3 separate regions of the Homo sapiens genome follow, and regions 2 and 3 are each linked to region 1. Evidence: read pairs that join two places in POLR2A ChIA-PET (ENCODE). Cell type or tissue: MCF 10A. All regions are shown on one strand.

Region 1 (8,000 bases):
GAAGAAGGAAGAACTGCTACAGATGAAAATACATTTAAGATACTTATCAGTTAACCTTTTCTGGATCCTGATTTGAACAAACTTGTGAAAAAAAAAGATAATTGAAAATATCTGGGCCGGGCACGGTGGCTCACGCCTGTAATCCCAGCACTTTGGGAGGCCGAGGCGGGCAGATCACGAGGTCAGGAGATCGAGACCATCCTGGCTAACACAGTGAAACCCCATCTCTACTAAAAATACAAAAAAAATTAGCCGGGCGTGGTGGTGGGTGCCTGTAGTCCCAGCTACTCGGGAGGCTGAGGCAGGAGAATGGTGTGAACCTGGGAGGCGGAGCTTGCGTGAGCCAAGGTTGCGCCACTGCACTCCAGCCTGGGCGACAGAGCGAGACTCCATCTCAAAAAAAAAAAAAGAAAAGAAAAGAAAGGAAAATATTTGAAAACTAACAGGGTATTACATGATAGTAAAGCTTTTAAAATAATTGCTTAGTGGTGTGATAATGGTATTAAGTCCTTATATTTTAAAGAAACATGCTGAAATATTTACAAATGAAATGATGGAGTATCTGGGATTTTGCTTTAAAATATCAGCAAAGAGGCCTAGAGTTAAAACAGACTTGGCCACAGATTGATAAAGTTATGGGGAGGGAAGGTGGCTGTTACATTATTCTCTACTTCTTTGTGTGTTGGAAAGTTTTCATAACCAGTTAAAAATACAGCAGCTGCACACTGCCCTTGTGCATGCATAGTCTTCAGTGCTGAGTGGCTCTGAAGTTGATCGAAGGTATAACCACTGTCAGGTTCAGTTAATTTGAGTGATTCTTAGAAAAATAAATCTGATTGCCCTAAGAAAATAACTAAAAGCCGCCTTCTACAGACCAGGGAAATACTATATTGACATAGAGTTCTGAACACTTCTCTCTTGTTACAATTTTACACATTTAATGGCTAGGATCTTGTCGTGCCTGATGGAACATTTATACACAGAGAAGATGGTAGAAGACTGTGAACACCGTCTCTTAGAGCTGCAGTATTTCATCTCCCGGGATTGGAAGTGAGTATTTTGAAGCCAAAGTAAATGTATTGCCTCAGCCTCTTCTCCTGTGTAGTCATAATTACCTGTATTTATTAAAATAATCAGTAGGAAACTCTTTTTGTTCAGTTCTGGGACAGCTAACACACTCCAATCCCCTGAAAAACTATTCTTTATCACTTTCAGAACATTATCTAAAAGCAGAGTCAGCCCACTACCAGCCTGTACCACACATCCTTGTTCACCACGACTTTGGAAGTCAGGGTCAAAATGTTTCTGATACTACAAAGATCTGTCTAGTAAGAAGTATGGCACCTGTGGGGGTGGCAAAAGCGCCTTCAGATATGTCTCTAAGAAGATAATAGTGCAGTTGTATTTTTATTGATTTGCAGTGGATATGGTAATTGGCTTTTATTTATTTATTCAGAGTTACTGAATTAAGTCTGTCTTAAGGGGTTTTTGTCAATAAGTGACAACTTGATTATCTAATTTCCCTCTCATTCTGTTAACAAAAAGCGGTGGGGGTGGGAGGATGAACTAGGAGAAGGATCCGTATTACAGCCAGAATCACTGAGTTCATTGGCTGTCATTCCCCTCCTCTTTCCGCATCTTGCTTTCTCTCCCCACCTCCAAAGCAGCCAGTGCTGGATCCAACTGCTTCTCTAGCTTTTCAAGTTCAGTGGCTTCTCCATTCGGTTGTTAAGCCACCATGGTGTGGTAGTTAATTTTTTTTGGTGATTAATATATATTTTGGCCAGGCACAGTGGCTCACACCTATAATCCCAGCAGTTTGGGAGGCCTAGGCAGGGGGATAGCTTGAGGCCAGGAGTTTAAGGCCAGCCTGGTCAACATAGCAAGACCTTGTCTCTATAAAAACTAAAAAAAAATCAGCCAGGTATGGTAGTGTGCACCTGTAGTCCTAGCTACCTGAGAGGCTGAAGCAGGAGATTCACTTGAACCGGGCGCGGTGGCTCACGCCTGTAATCCCAGCACTTTGGGAGTCCGAGGTGGGAGGAGAACAAGGGCAGGAGTTCGAGACCATCCTGGCTAACACGGTGAAACCCCATCTCTACTAAAAATACAAAAAAAATTAGCCGGGCGTAGGTGGTGCATGCCTGTAGTCCCAGCTACTCGGGAGGCTGAGGCAGGAGAATGGTGTAAAACCCGGGAGGCGGAGGTTGCCCTGAGCCGATATCGCGCCACTGCCCTCCAGCCTGGGAGACAGAGCGAGACTCCGTCTCAAAAAAAAAAGGAGATTCACTTGAGCCCAGGAGCTGTAGGTTACAGTGAGCTGTGATCATGCCACTGCATGTTAACGGTGAGACCCTATCTCAAAAGACGTGTGTGTGTGCATGTGTTTTGCCCACATACTTTTTCTAGAAAGAGATTACTTGAAGATTCAATATATTCTTATTTCTATTCCTTCAGATTAGCTCTGGAAAGGACTACAGAAAGCTGGGCTGTAATTTCCCTTTGCTTACTCAGGCCATCTCAACCTAAATAGTCTACTGAGTGTATTGCCTTAATCAAAATCACGTTTTCTCCTCTTTAATTCCTTCCCCCATAATAAAAAAAAAAGTGCTGCATAGTTACTCATTAAATATTAGTTCTTAATAGTTACTCATTAAATATTAGCTTTTTTCTCCCATTAACTAGCCATCTACCAAAGTTGACAATATAATATGGACAGAATTAAGCATGCCCTGGTCTGATGTGGAGAAGAAGCAGGCTCATTGTCTAATCCACTGTCTCCAGATTCAGAGTTAAATGTCAAGTCTCATAAATTGATAAGCACACTCAAGTAACCAAAAAGATAACCACCTTACCTGGCACAGGAAGAAGAGAGAAAACTGAATAGGAGACTATTTATCTTGCCATTTCCTGATCTTACTGAATCTAATACATTACATAGGATTGAACTTCATTCCTACTTAGAAAAAGGTATTTAGTAAAAAGTATTAAGTAAAAAGTTGTGAATTGCCTGGTGGTGGCTATAACTCTAGTTTTCTGTTTTCACCCAGGGCATGTGAGTGCTGTCTATTAAAATGTTAGGTATCTAACAAAGCCAAGATATCTTTGAGAGAGACTTTAAATCTTCTGTAGAAGGTTAACAAACTTCTATAGAAAGTTATTCTCCTGCCTAGGCCTCCCACAGTGCTGACTACTGTGTGTTCATTAAGAACAAAATTCACGGCTGGGTGCAGTGCCTTATGCCTGTAATCCCAGCACTTTGAGAGGCCAAGGCAGGCTGATTGCTTGAGCTCAGGAGTTTGAGACCTGCCTGGACAACATGGCGAGACTCTGTTCTACCAAAAATATCAAAAAAGAGCCTGGTGTGTGCCTGTTGCCTCAACTGCTTGGGAGGCTGAGGTGGGAGGATTGCCTTCAAGCCCCGGGGGACGGAGGTTCCAGTGAGTCAAGATAGCACCACTGCACTCCAGCCTGGGTGACAGATTGAGAGATCCTGTGTCAAAAAAAAAAAACAAAAGAACAAAATTCAGGAATATACTTTTACATATCTTCTGTCTCCACGCCCCTGGAAGTGATTATCAATGAGTATACAAGCAAACACCTCATAAAAACCCTGAGCCTGTGTTAGAAGGAAATGTCTATTAATTAGTGGTTATCTTTTAACTCTTAACCTTATAGGCTGGACCCTGTCCTGTACCGCAAGTGCCAGGGAGACGCTTCTCGTCTTTGCCACACCCACGGTTGGAATGAGACCAGTGAATTTATGCCTCAGGGAGCTGTGTTCTCTTGTTTATACAGACACGCCTACCGCACTGAGGAACAGGGAAGGAGGGTATGCAGTGAATATCGACTTCATTTCTTCTTCTTGTCATTTGTTTTTTAAATTGTTTGCTGTATATTCTTCTGATTTCAGTCATATTAGGAAAACTTTTTAGACTATTTTGTGGGGAGAAGATTGCTGCACTTCTAGAAACTTCTTCCTTCCGTGAGTGCACTTAGAGTTGCCCTACCAGCTTCTATCATCTGATTTTATGTTTTTAACAAAGTGGGTGGGGGAAGATTTCCAGATTTTTTTTTTTAATTCCCAAAATCTGAATCACAAATGGACAGTTAAATTCTGCTGTCCTAACTTTATTTAGGTTTAAGGATCCATTAGAAGCTTTTAGCCAGGCTACAAATGGATTTTAGGCTTCTCCTCTTGGCAGCTGAACACATTTGCATTGTCTGCCCATGGACTGGTTGGAGCAGAAACCTCCATACCTCAGTCTCTTGGTATTTGTCTGCCCCAACTGCTGCTTTTTGTTGGGATGTTTGTGTGTGCTGGGGTCTCGGCAGCATCGGCTGCTTCCCGGTGCGCACTGACATGCACTTGTTCTCCACGATGGCTTTCTCTACCTTCTGAGATGCTCCATTATCAGTCCTGCCTTTGTTCCGGAGAGTTGAGATGGTATCACTTCTCATCCATCCTTAGAAATACCCCTTCTGAGCTTAATGCAAAAGCCTGGCTATCTCAAATCCAGAATGAGGGGACTCAGAAGGAAATGGCATACATCAGTTGCTGCTCCCTAACCCAGTGTTTATACTGCTGTGTGAGAAAACGTGGGAATTTGTTTTTTTTTTTTTTTTCTCTCCATATAATGAGCCTCTCATTAACCATGGGGGCTCCCACATCCCGGCATCTTTCTGGTCACTATAGTGACTAGGGGGTAGGAGGTTTATTCTCTTTTAAATAAGAAAGAGTTGGAGTCTGTGGTGCTGGTTTTCTTTTCTTTTTTTTTTTAAATTGAGGTGAAATTCACATAACATAAAATTAACCTTTTTTTTTTTTTTTTTTGAGACAAAGCCTCACTCTTGAATGTGTCTCACTGCACCCCAGGCTGGAGTGCAGTGGTGTGATCTTGGCTCACTGCAACCTCTTCCTCCTGGCTCAAGTGATTCTCCTGCCTCAGCCTCCCGAGTAGCTGGGATTACGGGTGCCTGCCGTCATGCCTGGCTTTTTTTTTTTTTTTTTTTTTTTTTTTGGATTTTTAATAGAGACGGGGTTTCTCCATGTTGGCCAGGTTGGTCTTGAACTCCTGACCTCAGGTGATCCACTCACCTGGGCCTCCCAAAGTGCTGGGATTAGAGGTGTGAGCCACTGCGCCTGGCCAAAATAACCCCCCCCTTTTTTTTTTTTTTGAGACGGAGTTTCACTCTTGTTGGCCCAGGCTGGAGTGCAGTGGTGTGATCTCGGCTCACCACAATCTCCGCCTCCTGCCTCACCCTCCAGATTAGCTGGGATTACAGGCATGCGCCACTACGCCCGGCTAATTTTTGTATTTTTAGTAGAGATGGGGTTTCTCCATATTGGTCAGGCTGGTCTCGAACTCCAGACCTCAGGTGATCTGCCCGCCTCAGCCTCCCAAAGAGCTGGGATTACAGGTGTGAGCCACCGCTCCTGGTCTTAACCATTTTAAAGAGAAAAATTCAGTGACATTTAGTACATTTACAGTGTTGTGTGGTCATCATGTCTGTCTAGTTTCAAAACACTCCATGACTCCAAAAGGAAACCCTGTGTTCATTAAACAGTTACTTTCCATCCCTCCTGCCCCAGGTATGCTGGCTTTTTTTTCTTTTTTTGCAAGAGAGACTAACTGTATCTGTCAATAACAGCTTTGTCATGGCCCTTGGAAAAATACTAGTTTTCACCTGCTTTACCCTCTGCTAATTCTTCATAGCTCATCTAGAAGAGTCCAGTCCTATCTCATAATGTTATATCTACATTTTCCTGCTTTTTCTGATTTAGGTCAATTTGAACTCATTTCTCCTGAGTCAAGTGTATATGCTCTCTTGAATTGGATCTGACCTTCTACCTGGTGTTCATAGACTGACACATTAGTTTTGCTAAGCAAAACAACAAACACAAAACTTTCCAACTAACCTAGTCTGAATGAAGCCAGTTCACTTTTATCAGGATACTGTCATAAAAGAATGTTGTTTATATAGTATATTAGAAACTGCTGAATATGTATAATCGCATTGCTAAAGATATGGGCTTTTCGAAGCCTCTTGCACATTTTATTTATTTATTTATTTATTTATTTATTTATTTATTTTTTTGAGACGGAGTTTCGCTCTTGTTGCCCAGGCTGGAGTGCAGTAGTGCAATCTCAGCTCACCACAATGTCCACCTCCCGGGTTCAAGCGATTCTTCTGCCTCAGCCTCCCGAGTAGCTAGGATTACAGGCATGTGCCACCATGCCTGGCTAATTTTGTGTGTTTAGTAGAGACAGGGTTTCTCCATGTAGGTCAGGCTGGTCTCAAACTCCCGACCTCAGGTGATCCGCCCGCCTCGACCTCCCAAAGTGCTGGGATTACATGCGTGAGCCACCGCACCTGGCCGCAACATTTAATTTTTATTCTGGAAGATATTTGAGGTATAAAATTTGGGAGATAAAATACAGGGTTATTTGTTAGTTTCCTCATAGCAGGTTTATCTCATATCTTTGTGTTTTTGTTTTGTTACCTTTCAAGTATTTAGCTCATTTTTTCTCATGCAGCTCTCACGGGAGTGCCGAGCTGAAGTCCAAAGGATCCTACACCAGCGTGCCATGGATGTCAAGCTGGATCCTGCCCTCCAGGATAAGTGCCTGATTGATCTGGGAAAATGGTGCAGTGAGAAAACAGAGACTGGACAGGTAGGTGACATCGCTTTCTGTTTGTCTTACAATAATGATGATGTTAATGTTTAACATTTTATGCAGAGTACAAACACCATAAAATCCATCTCTCTTTACCTTACAGATGTGATTTGTTGTATTGTTCAATATTTTCTCTGGAAGAAATTCTCAGGAAAATTTTCTCTCTGGTCTTTGTATCAGGAATAGTTGGCAGTGAGTTTGTGTTTGCATTATAGTTATTGTATTTTGTAATTGATTATTTTCCCTCTTCCTGTTGCTTATTAAAACTTCTAGAGCCAATGGTATGGCCTGCCTCTTACAGGTATATAAGATTTCATGGTAGGCATTTTTGTAGAAAGCTTACTACTGGCTCCATTTCACATCCTCTTTCCTTTCCTTTTTGTTTCTCTTCTTTATTCATTTTACTCATTTTTAATTCATTTTCTCCATTAAGTCCTTTTGAGATAAGCAGGGTGTAAATCTGTGCGTATGTGAGTACTGGTCTGCATGAATAGTGGGCATGCCCTAGAACAGTCCCAAAAAACATGTAGAAATGGAATTTTTTCTCACCTGGTTGACAAATTGAAGCTCAGAGAAGTTAAGTGTATACATTCCCTTACCTAAAATTCAGTTCAGTTCATTATATAGCCTCTCCATCTAGGAAGCAGAGGGAAGGAGCAGCCCCCAAAAATTCCCTGAGTGCTGTGATTGGCTCCTTAGGATTGTGTCCCAGTTTAAGGGAAAGAAGGAAAGATGCATGACTGCAGGTCATGTGGGAAGCTAGCTGTCTTCCATCTGAATGCAGGATACTCAGCAGTAGGAATACTGCGTGTTTAAAGCCACATAAATAAGGAGTGAACTCAGGTTTCTGGGTTCCATTTGTACCACTACAAAACCCCCTCTGGAAGTACAGTATGAAAAAGTCACACGTACAGGAATTGGACATTTTAAAGGAGAAACATGGTTGCCTACTCAGGTCTGTTGAGCATAGGACTATCATGTTCAGCAGTCTGTTTCCTGAGCCTGCTACAGTTCTGTTGGGTATATTGTTAGAAAATGCTTATAGTTGAGCTTTCTGTTGCCTCTGTCCAATGAAACAAGGGATATGGTGATTTGGAATCCCAGAAAATAGTTTCCTTTAGAACCCCGAGTAAAGTAAACTTTAGAAAGCTGCACTACATTGCAGCCCGTCATGGAGAAGCTAAACTTAAGAATTCTTTTTTTTTTTTATTTTGAGACAGTTTCACTTTGTCACCCATGCTGGAGTGCAGTGGCACGATCTCGGCTCACTGCAACCTCTGCCTCCCGGGTTCAAGCAATTCTTGTGCCCCAGACTCCTTA
Region 2 (8,000 bases), 89 kb before region 1:
TGTAGTAAAGATCTTCTGAGGGCCAACTGTCAGGGTTTTTTTGTCTAGAAATATCTTCATTCTACCCTATTCTTAAAAGATATTTTTGCTGGGCTTATGTGTCAATTATCTATTTCTGGGTCTGAGGATATGTGAAAAACCAAAGAGTTTTTCCTACTATCTACTCTCAATATAGTCACTCAACACTTCTGGCACCAGATGTATGGATTTTTTTACCCCCACCAACAACCAATTCTGCAGATAATTCTGCAGTGTATACCCACTGAGTGTCCTCTAATTCAGCTCAATCCTTGACACTATATACCTGGAAATAGCATCAGATCCCACAGGTTGAGAGCTCATTCCCATAAGACAGCCCGTCACTTCAGATGCCAGTTTCAAACACAGGTTTGACCTGTGCTTCTGACCAACCTGCTATAAATTGGGCTTCCCACAGGCACCACCCCCTCCCACCCCTCACTATCCTTGGGTTCAGTGAATTTGCTAGAGCAGGTCACAGAACTCAAGGGAACACTTCTATTTACAAGTATTTTAAGGAATATTATGAAGGACACAGATGAACAGCCAGTTGGAAGAGGTGCATAGGGCGAGGTATGGGAGAAGGGGCAAGGAGCTTCTATGCCCTCTCCAGGCAGGCCACTCTCCAGGAACCTGTGTCCAGTTATCTGGAAGACCTCAGAACCCAGTCCTTTGGGGTGTTTTGTGTTTTTTTTTTTTTGTTTGTTTTTTTTTTGAGACAGAGTCTCACTCTGTTTCCCAGGCTGGAGGGCAGTGGTGCGATCTCGGCTCACACTGCAACCTCCGCCTCCCAAGTTCAAGTGACTCTCCTGCCTCAGCCTTGCGAGTAGCTGGGATTACAGGTGGGTGTCACCATGCCCAGCTAAATTTTATATCTTTGGTAGAGACGGGGTTTCACTGTGTTGGCCAGGCTTGTCTTGAACTCCTGACCTCAGGTGATCCACCCATTTCGGCCTCCCCAAGTGCTGGGATTACAGGTGCGAGCCACCGTGCCCAGCCCCTTTGGGGTTTTTATGGAGTCTTCATTACTTAGGCATCATTGCCCTTTGGTGATCAACTTAACCTTCAGCCCCTTTCCCCTCCCTGGAGATTGGGGGTGGGCCTGAAAGTCCCAACCCTCCAATCATGCCTTGGTTTTTCCAGTGACTAGCCCCATCCTAAATTAGCTTTTTAAGCGCCACCACCACCCCCAACACCACCATTCAATTCATTCAGTAGCATGCAAAAGACAGTTATCTCTTCTGAGACTCCAAGGCTTTTAGTTAGATCTGTGCGTCAGGAAACAGGCACAGAGACCAAGTATCTATTCCACAGTATCACATGCTGGGAACACACCACCCCAAACTTCTTTTGCATTTTATTGTTAGTTACTTTCATTTTGTTTTCTAATCTTTTTAGTATTTTTATTTTTATTTTTTGAGACAGGGTCTCTGTCACCCAGGCTTCAGTGCAGTGGTGCAGTCACACCTCGATCTTCTGGGCTTAGGCTATCTTCCCACATCAGCCTCCCAAATAGCTGGGACCACAGGCGTGCACCACTGTGCCCGGCTAATTTTTTTTTTTTTTTCCTTTTTGAGATGGAGCCTTGCTCTGTTGCCCAGGCTGGAGTGCGGTGGCTGTATCTCAGCTCTCTGCAGCCTCTGCCTCCTGGGTACGAGCGATTCTCTTGCCTCAGTCTCCTGAAAGTAGCTGGCACCTGGCTAATTTTATTATTATTTATAAAGACAAGGTCTCTGAATGTTGCCCAGTCTGGTCTCTAGCTTCTGGGCTCAAGTGATCTTCCCACCTCAGTTGCCCAAAACATGGATTACTTGCGTGAGCCTCTGTACCCGGTCCCAAACTTAATGACTCAAGAACAACAACTACATATTTGCCCCTGAATCTGTGGGTCAGATTTTTGGGCAGTACTCAATGGGATCCCTTATCTCTCTGGTATACATGGTTATAGTTGGGCTCATTCATGTATCTGTAGTCACTTGGCAGGTCAGCTGTGGGTTGGACAGACCCAGATGGCCTCACTTACATGTCTGGTAGTTTGTTGGGTGAAAAAAGCAACTGGGCTCCATGTCTCATCATCTAGCTTGCTGTCTCACTCCTTCACATGGCTGGGTCCAAAAATCAATACGGAAAGGACAAGCTCCAGTGTACAAGCACTTTTCAGTCCTCTGATGTCACATTTGCTAATGTTTTACTGACCAAAGCAGGTCAGGTAGCCATGCCCAGATTCAAAAGGTTAAAGTGCCAAGTGAGGTGTGGTTAAAAAAAAAAAAAGACCAAAAAAACACAAAGAGTGAAGGAATTATAATCCATCTGTTTTTTGAGGGGCCAGCGGGTGGTAGGCGGACAGGGTCTTATGCTGTCATCCAAGCTGGAATGCAGTGGCATGATTGTAGCTTGCTGTAGCCTCAAACTCCTGGGCTCAACCCATTCTCCCACTTCAGCCTTCCAAGTGGCTGTGTCTGTAGGCGTGTGCCACCACACCTGGCTGATTTTTTATAGAGACAGGGTCCCACTATGTTGACCAAGCTGGTCTCAAACTCCTGATCTCAAGTGATGCTCCTGCCCTGGCGTCCCAAAGTGTTGTGATTACAGATGAGAGCCACTGTGCCTGGCCTGACTCCATCTGTTGATGGCATGAGCAACAATGTCACATTCAAAGGGCTGTGCTTTCAGAAAGGGGGGCAGGTGGGATTTGTGGCCTTGAAAAAATCCATCACAGTATAGAATTTTAGGTTGGAATATATTTTTCTTTCAGTGCATTTTTTTTTATTCCACTGTCTTTTGGCTTTCATTTTTGCTATTGAGCAGTTTATTCCTATAGCTTCTTTTAAGATTTTCTGAGGCTGAGAAATGCTTCACAATTATTATGTGAATTAAAAGATAAATGTAAAGAGACAAATACCTGGTAGTTTGCTGGTACCAGTAGAGAGACAAATAGCTGGTGGTTTTATGATGTTTTTGCACCAAAGTTTATTAGACAGCTGGAGAAATGGTGAAGTCAGGTGTGTGTACAAAAGCACCTAGAAGGAAATAGGTGATGTAGAAGTGAAAATATTCATTGGATTTATTATTCTGATTGATTTTTATTAATATAAAAATGAAAATATTTTGTAATTATGGAGCAAAAACCATTTGTCTTTTCAATAAAATTATGAGCCATCAAAAAATTTCAAAACTATTGTTTTTTTTTTTTCTTTCCTTTTCTTTTTTTTGAGACGGGGTTTGCTGTGTTGCCCAAACTGGTCTCAAACTCCTGGGCTCAAGCGATCCACTGGCCTCAGCCTCCCAAAATGCTGGAATTACAGGTGTGAGCCATTGCGCCCGGCCAAAACCGTTGCTTTTTTTTTTTTTTCTTTTTTTTTTTTTGAGTTGGAGTTTCAATCTGTCGCCCAGGCTAGGGTGCAGTGGCGTGATCTTGGCTCGCTGGAACTCTGTTCCCCAGGTTCAAGTGATTCTCCTGCTTCAGCCTCCCATGTAGCTGGAATTACAGGTGAGCCCCACCATGCCCAGCTAATTTTTTGTATTTTTAGTAGAGATGCGGTTTCACCATGTTGGCCAGGCTGGTCTTGAGCTCCTGACCTCAGGTGATCCACCCATCTCGGCCTCCCAAAGTGCTGGGATTACAAGTGTGAGCCACTGTGCATGGCACTATTGCATTTTGATGATACAAGTGCAAATATGAGAACTAGAAATAATGATAAGCTAGACTCTGTTAGAGATGTATTTGAAACTGGAATCAGTATTTACGAGGTGGATGTGTTCCAGGTTTGTGAATGACAGTTGATAAGCAGCTGGCATTGTTCAGTTCAGGTATATATACCTTCAAACCCAAGGAAACATAGAATAAATACTTGGGTTTACTGTGTTTAAATGTCTATTAAAGTTTCTTTGCCTTTCTGCTGATTATCGTTTATGATGTCTTGTTTCAGAAAGGATTTTTATTTGCTTATGCTAGGGAATTCTGACCACTCCATTCTAAGACCATCTTACATCATTCTCACAGTTCGAGGTTTTCTGAAACACCCATACAGTACAAATCTGTGCTCAGATCTGTGGAAAGGCTGGTTTACTTCTGATTCACCCTTGTCTTAAGGGTGTAGCCTTTTGAGATGCCAGCTTTAAGTGAGGACTATCTCATTAGATTTCCTACCTTGGGCAGGCCTTGGGCTTGGTTTCTGCCCACACGGCCCTTCAGTCATTTTGATGGGTTTAGCAAGTGCCTTCAAGGCAGAAGTGAGCTTTTGAGCTCTCCTGTGTTCTTGGGTATGTACCCCCTTTTCCTTCAGTTCTGGCTTGACAGTAATTTACGGTATTTTTAGCTCTTTATTGCTTTTAAGAAGATTTTTGTTTTCCAACACTTTTAGTTGTTTATAGTTAAAGGGTTGTTCTAAATAACCACTTCCAGAAGCAGATAACTGCACTTATTTTTAAGCTTTTCTGTTACTTTGCATGTGCACCTGATTTAAGATACTATTGGTTAAGCACTTTGCAAATAGAAAATATACGTACAGGCCAGGCGCAGTGGCTCATGCCTGTAATCCCAGCACTTTGGGAGGCCGAGGTGGGCGGATCACCTGATATCAGGAGTTCTAGACCAGCCTGGCCAACATGGTGAAACCCCGTCTCTACTAAAAACATAAAAATTAGCCAGGCGTGGTGGTGTGCAACTGTAATCACAGCTACTCAGGAGGCTGAGGCAGGAGAATCGCTTGAACCCGGGAGGCGGAGGTTCCAGTGAGCCGAGATCATGCCATTGCACTCCAGCCTGGGCGAAAGAGCAAGAGTCCGTCTCAAAAAAAAAAAAAAAAAGCAGTAAAATTATTCTGATACTTCTTTCTGCTTTATCAGAGTGAGATTTAAGTAAAAAGTTCATGTTCCTCACTATATCAGTTAGGAGTTATGATTCTTTTATAGTAATAGGAAGTCCTTTCCAAACTAGCTTCAGGTAAAAAGAGAATTTGCCTCATATAACTGTAAAGACAAGGTTTAGCACAGGCTTCAGGCTTAGATAGGTATTGATACTTGGCATCTTAGCAGGACTGACTTCTCTTACCATCTGCTTCTGGGCTGGCTTCTTTCACAGTCTCCACGTTGTGGCAAGGTGGCCAAAGTAGCTTTTATTCCTGTTCCTCCATGTGTCCCAGCATTATTGCAAATGTTGTATTGTTTGTCATTGTCTGAGTCCCTGAACCAGTTAGGAATGTTATGTGCATAGTCTTGGATTATGTGGACTCATTTGCTCTATCTGTGTCAGGAATGAGGCCCGACCTGGAGCACTCAGACTGAGATTGACAGAGTTGGGTGAATCCCCAAAAGAAAGCCAGGAGGCTAGAGAAGCAGACAATGAAAGTGCACCATATGGCCGGGCGCGGTGGCTCACGCCTGTAATCCCAGCACTTTGGGAGGCCGAGGCGGGTGGATCATGAGGTCAGGAGATCGAGACCATCCTGGCTAACAAGGTGAAACCCCGTCTCTACTAAAAATACAAAAAATTAGCCGGGCGCGGTGGCGGGCGCCTGTAGTCCCAGCTACTCGGGAGGCTGAGGCAGGAGAATGGCGTGAACCCGGGAAGCGGAGCTTGCAGTGAGCCGAGATTGCGCCACTGCAGTCCGCAGTCCGACCTGGGCGACAGAGCGAGACTCCGTCTCAAAAAAAAAAAAAAAAAAAAAAAAAGAAAGTGCACCATATATAGTAAGGTTTCAGCACAGGAAGCAGTGATTTTTATCTTTTGGAGTTTTACTTCTGACGTGACCCAAATGAAGAATAGTCCTGTGTCCTAGGAAACCCCAATGTTTTGTATTTGCTTCTATCATTAGAATAAAGAGATACCTGTCAATTTCTCATTTCAAATTCTAAAGCGCTGGCATTACAAATTTCAGTGAAACTATTGTGAGCCAGGCCAGAGCTGAGGGACGTGTTACAACATTGGTAATTGAACTTAACTCTGTTCCTCCTACCAACAAAACAAAAGAAACAGCTAACTCCTCTCTCTGTCTGTCTCTCTCTCTCTCTCTCTGTCTCTCTCTCCCCGCTCCCTACACCCCCCACACACAACACACACACACACAATTACATGTAATCATGTAATTTTATTCAAGATTTTCTCCTATAGAAAATTCAAAAATGCTAGATTTTAGGAGACCCATTAAGCGGCCTGAAAGGTTTTCTTAGATTCTTTTTCTGGGCAAAGACAATTTTCTTTTTCTTAGCTTCCTATAGTTTTGCAACATCTTAAACATTTTCTCCTCTGATATCTATATTCTTTGCGTGACTATATATACTTTTCATTCACATCTTAGCAATATGTGTTAGGTTTAAAATAATTAATGTTTAAATATTTCTGTTGTTTATTTAAAGTTTCCTGCAGGGTATTATTTTCCTGGTGTGGAGAATAAATTGTGGTGGAAAAAAATTTGTTGTATCTTCTACTTCCCATCAGATATTTATTATGCACTTTCTCCATTCTGAGTTCTAGGGTTGGGAATGGTCTTGACTCTGTAATGCTACTAAAATTATACTTTTGAAAGTATAAGAATAATAATCTAATAGTATGACTAAAGGATATAAAAGGCAAATTACAACAGAATAGGCATGGAGGGGAAAAAAAGAGACCTGCTCAGAGGTTAACTCTTCGAGAGAATGAAGACGGTAGTCTGGATTAAAGTCATGACAGAAGGAAAAGAGATTGACTAAATCTAAACAACATTGGAAAAAGATGACAATGGAGAGCTCTTTAAAGGATTAAAATATGAGACATACAGGAGAAAAATTAAAGATAAACCAAAAGTTTCACTGGGTATGTGGGGGTTACTCCCTGTGGGAACGATGAAGCCGTGGTAGAAAGAACTGGCTTGGGGACAAAAATAAATTCTGTTAAATAAATAAATAGAAAAGACAAATGTCCTGTAGAGAAGAATCACAAATAATTTATGTAGATACTTTCCCTGTCCAGGAGGTGGGCCTCTGCATTTCTTTCTTGATGATGGGCTGAGCTTGGTGAATTGCTTCCAAAGAGTAGCCTATGGGAAGGTGGAAAGGGAATCATTTTACAGTGGAGAAACCTTGGCCAAGTGATCAAAGTTGACGTTATGAGTGAGGTGGTGTTTGTAGCATGTATGCCTTTGATGCGATTGTTGAGAATGGCACTTTACCTATATGGTCTTTCTCCAAAAAGCCTATAACCCATGAGGAAAACGTCACACAAACCCAAATTGAGGGACGTTCTACAAAATACCTGACGAGGTTTCCTCAAAACAGTCAAGATCATCAGAACAAGGAGCCTAAGAAGGCATGGTGACTAAATCCTGGATGGGATCCTGTAACAAAGACGGAACGTTAGAAAACACTGCTTTAAGCAAAACCAAACCTAAACCAAACTTTTTAGTTTGGTTTGTATTAGGCAGTGTTCTCCAGAGACATAGAACCAATAAGGTGTGTTAAAAGAAAAACTTCAGACAAATTTAACAGAATTTAATTGTGCAAAGAATAATTTGCGAATCAGGCAGCCTCTCGAACCAGGAAAGGTTGAGAACTACTCTGGTGCTGGTGTATGGTTGGAGAGGATTTATGGACAGAAAAAGGAAAGTGACATACAGGAAAGGAAGTGAGGTACAGAAACTGCAGGATTGGTTACAGCTGGGCCTTTGGCTTATCTGAACACAGTTTAAGCAGTTGGCGGTCTATGAGTGAAGTATGGCTGCTGTGATTGGCGGAGACTGAGTTACTTGTTACAGGAGTAGGTTGCAGTTTGTTTTCTCTTCTAGTCAGGTTACAGTTCCCTATGTACTGAGAAATCTTTAGGCCCGAACTTAAAATATGTAAGAAGGCAGCTTTAGGCTAACTTTAACAATTCCCCTCTTTGGTCAACCTCTCAGTTTTGTTTTGTTATTGTTGTTGTTTTTGAGATGGAGTGGCTCTGTTGCCTAGACTGGGGTGTAGTCATAAAATCTCGGTTCACTGCAACTTCTGCCCCCTGGGTTCAA
Region 3 (8,000 bases), 110 kb after region 1:
TTGCCAGAAAGATTACGTGAGCTGATACAGAAGGAAAAATTTTGTCCTATGTATTTTCATTAAGACCCAGTGCAAGTCTTCCCTCTTAAAAAAGCTTTAAATGACTACCATTTCTTCCCAGGACTCTTAGTTAACATCCGGTGGCTTCTAGATATAAGAGAAGTTCCTGGGCCGGGTGCCGCGGCCCACGCCTGTAATCCCAGCACTTTGGGAGGCTGAGGCAGGCAGATCACGAGGTCAGGAGATCGAGACCATCCTGGCTAACACGGTGAAACCCCATCTCTACTAAAAATACAAAAAAATTAGCCGGGCATAGTGGTGGGCGCCTGTAGTCCCAGCTACTCGGGAGGCTGAGGCAGGAGAATGGCATGAACCCAGGAGACGGAGCTTGCAGCGAGCCGAGATGGTGCCACTGCACTCCAGCCTGGGTGACTGAGCGAGACTCCGTCTCAAAAAAAAAAAAAGAGAGAGAAGTTCCAGGCCGGGTGTAGTGGCTCATGCCTGTAATCCCAACACTCTGGGAGGCCGAGGCGAGCGGATCACAAGGTCAGGAGATCGAGACCATCCTGGCCAACATAGTGAAACCCCATCTCTATTAAAAATACAAAATTTAGCTGGGTGTGGTGGCACACGCCTGTAATCCCAGCTACTCAGGAGGCAGAGGCAGGAGAATCCCTTGAACCAGGGAGTTGGAGGTTGCAGTGAGCCGAGATCGCACTACAGCAGTCTAGCCTGGCGACACAGTGAGACTCCGTCTCAAAAAAAAAAAAGAAGTTCCTGGCTGGGCGCAGTGGATCAAGAGATCGAGACCATCCTGGCCAACATGGTGAAACCCTGTCTCTACTAAAAATACAAAAATTAGCTGGGCATGGTGGCATGCGCCTGTAGTCCCAGCTGCTCGGGAGGCTGATGCAGGAGAATGGCGTGAACCCGGGAGGCAGAGCTTGCAGTGAGCCAAGATCGCGCCACCGTACTCCAGCCTGGGTGACAAAGCAAGACTCTGTCTCACAAAAAAAAAAAAAAAAAAAAAAAGTACTGATTGTTACTCGCAACATTCTTCTCTTCCCATGGTGTGAATGAGAACATCCCTGCTTTCCACACAAACACAGGCTCTCAAGCACACGAGAAGCATGCCAGGTGTCAGGTCCTTTCTGTGAAGTCGGTTGTAGGCAGATGTCCAGTCTACTGATGGCGACAAGAACTTCAGAGGGAGGAGGGAGGCCTTCCCCACAGCCATGCCGGTGCTGGAGGGAGGTAAGATAAACGCCTGCATCTTAGCGACCTCAGATCCAAATTCATTCTTACACTGTGGTAACATAGGTATGTCAAATGTTTGTCTGTACACTGTTTATCCTGTGTGGTAGCAAACACATTTACCAAGTCACTGCAGATGAATATTTCACAAGAGGACTTGACAAGCGTAATTAAAACGTCTGTTTAGGGCAGGACGTGGTGGCTCATGCCTCTAATCCCAGCACATTGGGAGGCCAAGGCAGGTGGATCTCTTGAGGTCAGGAGTTTAATGCCAGCCTCAGCAACATAGTGAAACCCCACCTCTACCAAAAAATACAAAAGTTAGCTGGGGACGGTGGAACACGCCTGAGGTCTCAGCTATTCGGGAGGCTGAGGTGGGAGAATCGCTAGAGCCCAGGAAGTTAAGACTGCAGTGAGCCGTGATTGCACCACTGTGCTCCAGCCTGGGTGACAGAGTGAGAGCTAATCTCAAAAAATAAAAATAGGCTGGACGCGGTGGCTCACACCTGTAATTCCAGCACTTTGGGAGGCCTAGGTGGGCGGATCATGAGGTCAGGAGTTTGGGACCAGCCTGGCCAACATAGTGAAACCCTGTCTCTAATAAAAATACAAAAATTAGCCCAGCGTGGTGGCGCACGCCTGTACAGTCCCAGCTACTGGGGAGGCTGAGGTAGGAGAATCGCCTGAACCTGGGAGGCAGAGGTTGCAGTGAACCGAGACCACGCCATTGCACTCCAGCCTGGGCAACAGAGTGAGCCTCCATCTAAAAAATAATAATAAAATAAAAACACTCAACCCCCTAGAAAAAATAGTGCATCAGTGGTTATGAGAACCTACTAAGGACAAGACCCATCTTTGACAATGAAAGGGGCCTTAGGACTTCCTTCCTTTTTTTTTTTTTTTTTTTTTGAGACAGTCTCGCTCTGTCACCTAGGCTAGAGTGCAGTGACACAATCTTAGCTCACTGCAACCTCCGCCTCCTGGGTTTAAGCAATTCTCCTGTCCCAGCCTCCCAAGTAGCTGGGATTACAGGCATGTGTCACCACGCCCAGCTAATTTTTGTATTTTTTAGTAGAGATGGGGTTTCACCATATTGATCAGGCTGGTCTCGAACTTCTGACCTCACGTGATCCAACTGCCTTGGCCTCCCAAAGTGCTGGCATTATAGGCATGAGCCACCGCACCCAGCCTGACTTAGCATTTTGGAGTGGAGGCCGATCATGGTGATGGAGAAGGAAATCAGGGACAGATCTATACCATTTGTTTGCTATTTACTGCACGTAAACAGAATGAAATCAACACATTAAGTATTTCACTTGATTTCATCCACCATCTCCTGCAGACAACCAGGTTTCTCCCAAATTCATGTGCCTGGAAATGGCTTGAACCAAATGGTTCATGAGGAAAACCTGTGATATTTTTCATGAAATTGCCACATCTGGGCATCAGGAAAGCCTTCCCCGAGAATGTCTCAAATTGGTCAGCCGTTTTCTCTTTTTTTAGACAGGTAGGTGTCCCCAAGCATTCAATCCTAGCTAAAATATGGAAGTATTTATCTAGCACAGGAGCCTATGGCATAGTTTCAGTCCACTGTCTGGCAGACCTCATCTGGGCTGTCTTTGTGTGATTTGACTGGCCAGTAAATGGGGTATAAACTATGTAGGCTGTGGCCTGGCCTTGTGACAGAGGGGTCCCTGGAACTTGACTGCCACTCCCTAAGAGCAGAAACCGCCTCTTTCTTGTACACTGCTGGATCCCATCATCCTGCACAGTGCCTGGCTACAGGTGGCCAGCAATAAAACACAAGATTGGGGCAGGCACAGTGGCTCACGCCTGTAATCCCAGGACTTTGGGAGGCTGAGATGGAAGGATCACTTGAAGCCAGGAGTTCAGGCCCAGCCTGGGCAACACAGTGAGCCTATCTCTACAAAAAAAAAAAAAATTTTTTTTAATTAATAAAACACAAGATTGGTTTGTGTGGTGAGACAGTATTGAATCCAACAAACGGGAACTGGATAGTGTGGCCCAAGATGCAATGGTGGCTGCAGCATGAGACCCTTATGCATATAATATTCAGTGGAAGAGGTGCCAGGCACTGTTCTGGGTGCTGAGAATAAAGCTATGCATAAGACTAAGGTTCTGTCGACAGAGATCGTGTCACACCAGTGGAAAAGACAGTCATCAAACTTATATCCTTGAGTCAGTGATGACTTCTAGAAGGAAAGAAAAGGCTGATGTGACGGTGAGGAAGGGATGAGTGGAGACTTCTCTGAGACTTCAGTGATTCCTCTTCCTCTGAGCTGAGCCAAGCTGAGAAGCTGAGAAGAGTAAGATAGGGCCGGGAACTCAGGTCCGTTAGTCCGTCCTCCGAGGTGGGGCGGGCCAGCAGAATGGATTTCCGATCTACTCTGTGAGAGCCTCGCCCAAGAAAGCCCAGAGCCACTTCCAAGATCCGCGCTCCCACGGCGATGAGAAGCGTTTTCCCCCGGGACTGCTTGGCTTAGGACTGGGGACCCACTGGCTTTGGAGTAAGCCCTGGCACGGGCCTCGAGGGAAGAAAGAACCCCCGCGCTCCCCACACTCCACAGGGCCTGCGATCATCTCAGATGTTCCGGTTCCACGTGCAGAAACCCCGCCGGTCCGAGGCCCGGGTTCTAAAACGGCCCTAAGAGTCAAGGCTTCCACAGCTCGCCTCTGAGGGTGGCAAAGAGGCCGCGGGGGCGGTGCCTCGCGAGACCCAAACAAGCCCACGTGGCAGGGGCGGGGCTCCGCGAGGGCGTCACGGCGCGCTCGGGCGCGGCTGAGGTCACGCGCCGGCGGTACCCGTGCCCGGGGGCCGTAAAGCGCGGAAGGTCGCGGTCTCGGCTTCCCCGGAACTTTTTGCTCGCTTCGCCCCGCCCCCTTCCCATCCCCGAACCCCGCTTTCCGGCCCGCGGCGACCGCCGGCAACTGTTGTGGCTGCCGCATTGCTCCCGCCGGGCTGTAGCTGAGCGCGGAGCCCGTGGGGGCCGGTGAGGTAAGGAGATAGCTTCGGGGCAACTCTGGCCTCCCCGTCCGCGCGGGCCTAAGCGCCCCGGGACCCCTGGGTTCCCCTCTTTCTCCTTTGGTTTCGCCCGGGGGTGGTCCCCGCTAGCTCACGCTTCCAGTGGGTTCCGCCTGGCCTCTCGCGAAGTCGCGTCCGGGCGGTAGTACTCGTCCCCGTAAGGTTGTCCGCTCGTGCCTTGGCTTGTGTCCTCGGCTACCCCTGGGCCTGCGCACCGCTCCTCCAGGAGCCTGCACCTCAGCCCCGATGCCAGGGCGGCCGGGGTGACCTCGGGCTCCCCAGTCTTGGGCTTGCACACCCCTGCGGCGCAGAGCCAACTCCAGCTTGTCTAGCCCGGTCCTCCATCCCTGCAGATGGAACTGTTTTCCCGCGTTGAGACGTGCGGTCCGCTTGTGCTTTCAGAACTAGTAAGACTGCTGCAGAGTCCGGAGGAAGAAGTCACCTAGAAAAGTCTGGGACAGGGCAGTAAGCTTCCTTCTTAATGTTTGACCTTTGGGGGCCGATGTGTGATACCTCGGATTTGAATCAAGAATCTCCAAGCCCATTTTCCGCATGCATGTAAACGTGATGTACCGGGATGGGGGCTGGTGGTGGAGGAGGAGCCAGCCCAACGGATATGCGTTTCCAGTGGCAGGGACTTGTGTTAATTTCTTTTTTCTTTTTTCTTTTTTTTTCTTTTTTCCGAGACGGAGTCTCACTCTGTCGCCCAGGCGGGAGTGCAGTGGCGCGATCTCGGCTCACTGCAACCTCTGCCTCCTGGGTTCAAGCAATTCTCCTGCCTCAGCCTCCCAAGTAGCTGGGAATACAGGTGTGCGCCACCACGCCCGGCTAATTTTTGTGTTTTTAGTAGAGACGGGGTTTCACTATGTTGGCCAGGCTGGTCTGGAACTCCTGACCTCGTGATTCGCCCGCCTCAGCCTCCCAAAGTGCTGGGATTACAGGCGTGAGCCACTGCGCCCGGCCAACTTGTGCTAATTTCTTAAACTTGCGTGATCACCTGGTGTACTTGTTGAAAAATACAGCTCCCTGGCGTGGCAGGATCAGAATCTGCCGAGGTGGACCGTGGGAATCTGTCATTTTTAAACAAGTGTCCCAGGTGGTTCTTTTGCTGAGGCAAGTGTGGGAAATGTGTGAACCCACGCTCATCCAGTCTTCCTTGTGACCGGCAGTCCACTGTGCGCAACGCTGCAGCCATACAGAGGGACTACTCGAAGTTAGAACTAGCACCTTGGTCTTGTTGGAATAAGCAGATCTGAGTAGAGCCAGCTGCAGTCTTATGGTTGTTTAGCAGAAGTTATTCTTCTTAGCAGAGAATATTATACGGTCATTTTCCAGAACTGTAAAAACTCTATCATTTGTTTTAAACCAGATGATGTGCTTCATTTCTGTCTTTGACGTCTTCAGTTTCTTCTCCCCTGGCTTTACCTCCTTTGCTATCAGTTTGTGCTTTGGTTTTGCTGCCAACCTTATAGGCTTAGGTTTGGCGGCAAAGGCACTAGACTCTGGTGCCTTCTTTTCCTTCGTTGTCTTAAGCCCTTCTTTTCCTCTGCCCTCATGCCCTCACCACTTCACTCTTTTGAAGGTCATAATGAACACAAGGTCAGAGATCCCTTTTTTGGCGCCAAGCACCCTGGGCTTTTTTGAGATGGAGTCTCACTGTGTCACCCAGGCAGTGGCGCGACTCTGCGCACTGCAGCCTCCATCTCCCTGGTTGAAGCAATTTTCCTGTCTCAGCCTCCTGAGTAGCTGGGACTACAGGTGCAAGCCACGACACCTGGCTAATTTTTCTGTTTTTAGTAGAGACGGGGTTTCACCATGCTGATCAGGCTGGTCTCAAACTCCTGACCTCAAATGATCCACCCACCTTGGCCTCCCAAAGTGCTAGGATTACAGGTGTGAGCCCCTGCGCCTGGCCTTTTTTTGTTTTGTTTTGTTTAAGACAGAGTCTCACTGTGTCACCCAGGCAGGAGTGCAGTAGCATAATCTCGGCTCACTGCAACCTCTGTCTCCCAGGCTCAAGCGATCCTCCTACCTCAGGAGTTCAGGACCAGCCTGGGCAACATAGTGAGCCCATCTCTACAAAAAAAAAAAAAAAAATTTAAAAAATTAATAAAACACAAGATTGGCCTGTGTGGTGAGACAGTATTGAATCCAACAAACGGGAACTGGTTAGTGAGGCCCAAGATGCAATGGTGGCCGCACCATGAGTACCTGGGACCACAGGTGCGTGCCACCACACCCAGCTAATTTTTTGTATCTTTGGTAGAGACGGAGTTTCACCATGTTTGCCAGGCTGGTCTCCAATTTCCGACCTCAAATGATCTACCCGCCTCGGCCTCCCAAAGTGCTGAGATTACAGGCGTGAGACATGGCGCCCGGCCTAAAGTTTTTTTTTAATTCCTCCTTAAAACTCATCTGTTACTGTGTTTGTTCTGCCACCTTTGCAATTCCCTTTCTCTGTTAGGGGAATGTGCTTAATGGTTCAGTCCTCACAGCTGTCCTTTCCTTACCATCTGCTTTTATTTGAAAGGTAGCGTGGAGTCATGATTAAATAGCCGGCCACTAATGCCAAATTGGCAGGGTTCTGCTACTCAACAGTTTGGTAGGACCTTGGGTGAGTCACTTCCACTTATCTGTGCCTGTTTCCTCAAGTGTAGAATAGAAATGCTAGTATCTACCTCATAAGGTTGTGAGGATTAAATTAGTTATATACATAGGCAGTATCTGGTGCATTGTAACTACTTATAAAAATATTAGCTTTAAAAATTATTGGCCGGTCACAGTGGCTCATGCCTGTAATCCCAGCACTTTGGGAGGCCAAGGTGGGTGGATCACCTGAGGTCAGGAGTTCGAGACCAGCCTGGCCAACATGGTGAAACTCCATCTCTACTAAAAATACAAAAAATTAGTCGGGCACAGTGGCGTGCGCCTGTAATCCCAGCTACTCGGGAGGCTGAGGCGGGAGAAACACTTGAACCTGGAAGGCAGAGGTTGCAGTGAGCTGAGATCACGCCTCTGCACTTCAGCCTGGGCGACAGAGTGAGACTCTGTTTCACAATAAATAAAAATAAAAATAATTCTCTCAGGTATTTAGATATCTCCTCAAATCTGGGGGTCCTACCTTTGATTTTTTCCCCCCATCTTCTTTGTTCTCTGTTCTCATTCATGCATCAACATATATTTCCTAGGTACCTATGCTGAACGCTGGGAAAATTGAGCAATTTATAAGGTTTCTGCTCTTAGTTCCATTATAATAGGGAAATAATAGGCCGGGTGTGGTGGCTTAGCCTGTAATTCCAGCACTTTGGGAGGCCAATGTGGGCAGATCACTTGAGGTCAGGAGCTCGAGACCATCCTGGGCAACGTAGTGAGACCTCACCTCTACAAATATTCATAATTTTAAAATTAGCTGAGTGTGATGGTACACATCTGTGGTCCCAGCTACTCTGGAGGCTGAGGTGGGAGGATCGCTTGAGTCTGGGTGGTTGAGACTGCAGTGAGCCATGATCATGCCGCTGTACTCCAGCCTGCATGACAGACCTCGTCTCAAAAAATAATAAAAAATAACTACCACTTACTGAGTGCTTCTTAGGTGCTTGTACCATGTTCTTCCTGCCTTGTCTGATTTAGTCTTTGCAGCAACCATGTGAGGTAGGTGTTTCTAGCCCGTGTTACAGATGAGGAGTTCAAAGCCTAGAGATTT

What was found. Peaks named below come from ENCODE experiments on the same cell type or tissue, not always from the same donor. Only the 100,000 strongest peaks of a DNase experiment are listed, where the experiment ranks them.
Region 2: POLR2A ChIA-PET joins it to region 1 with 5 read pairs; 7 of 35 experiments call an interaction of 5 or more read pairs at or near these places.
Region 3: POLR2A ChIA-PET joins it to region 1 with 5 read pairs; 6 of 35 experiments call an interaction of 5 or more read pairs at or near these places.

What each region holds. Positions count from the first base shown.
Region 1 is chr16:74,476,073-74,484,072 of GRCh38, reverse strand. GLG1 (golgi glycoprotein 1) reads left to right here. Exons shown (of 26, transcript NM_001145667.2): 10 at 949-1,050; 11 at 3,679-3,832; 12 at 6,540-6,677. Among named protein-coding and RNA genes, the nearest start is that of CLEC18B, 59 kb to the right of the region's middle. In MCF 10A, no CTCF peak of the experiment used is centred here; a DNase peak (open chromatin) is centred at 3,752.
Region 2 is chr16:74,565,246-74,573,245 of GRCh38, reverse strand. All of the region lies in intron 1 of GLG1 (golgi glycoprotein 1), which reads left to right. Among named protein-coding and RNA genes, the nearest start is that of GLG1, 38 kb to the left of the region's middle. RefSeq lists enhancers at 5,006-5,505, 7,148-7,649. In MCF 10A, no CTCF peak of the experiment used is centred here; no DNase peak of the experiment used is centred here.
Region 3 is chr16:74,364,335-74,372,334 of GRCh38, reverse strand. It overlaps the pseudogene PDPR2P. Among named protein-coding and RNA genes, the nearest start is that of NPIPB15, 8.0 kb to the left of the region's middle. RefSeq lists an enhancer at 3,790-3,839 and silencers at 3,870-4,121, 3,900-4,189. In MCF 10A, no CTCF peak of the experiment used is centred here; a DNase peak (open chromatin) is centred at 4,054.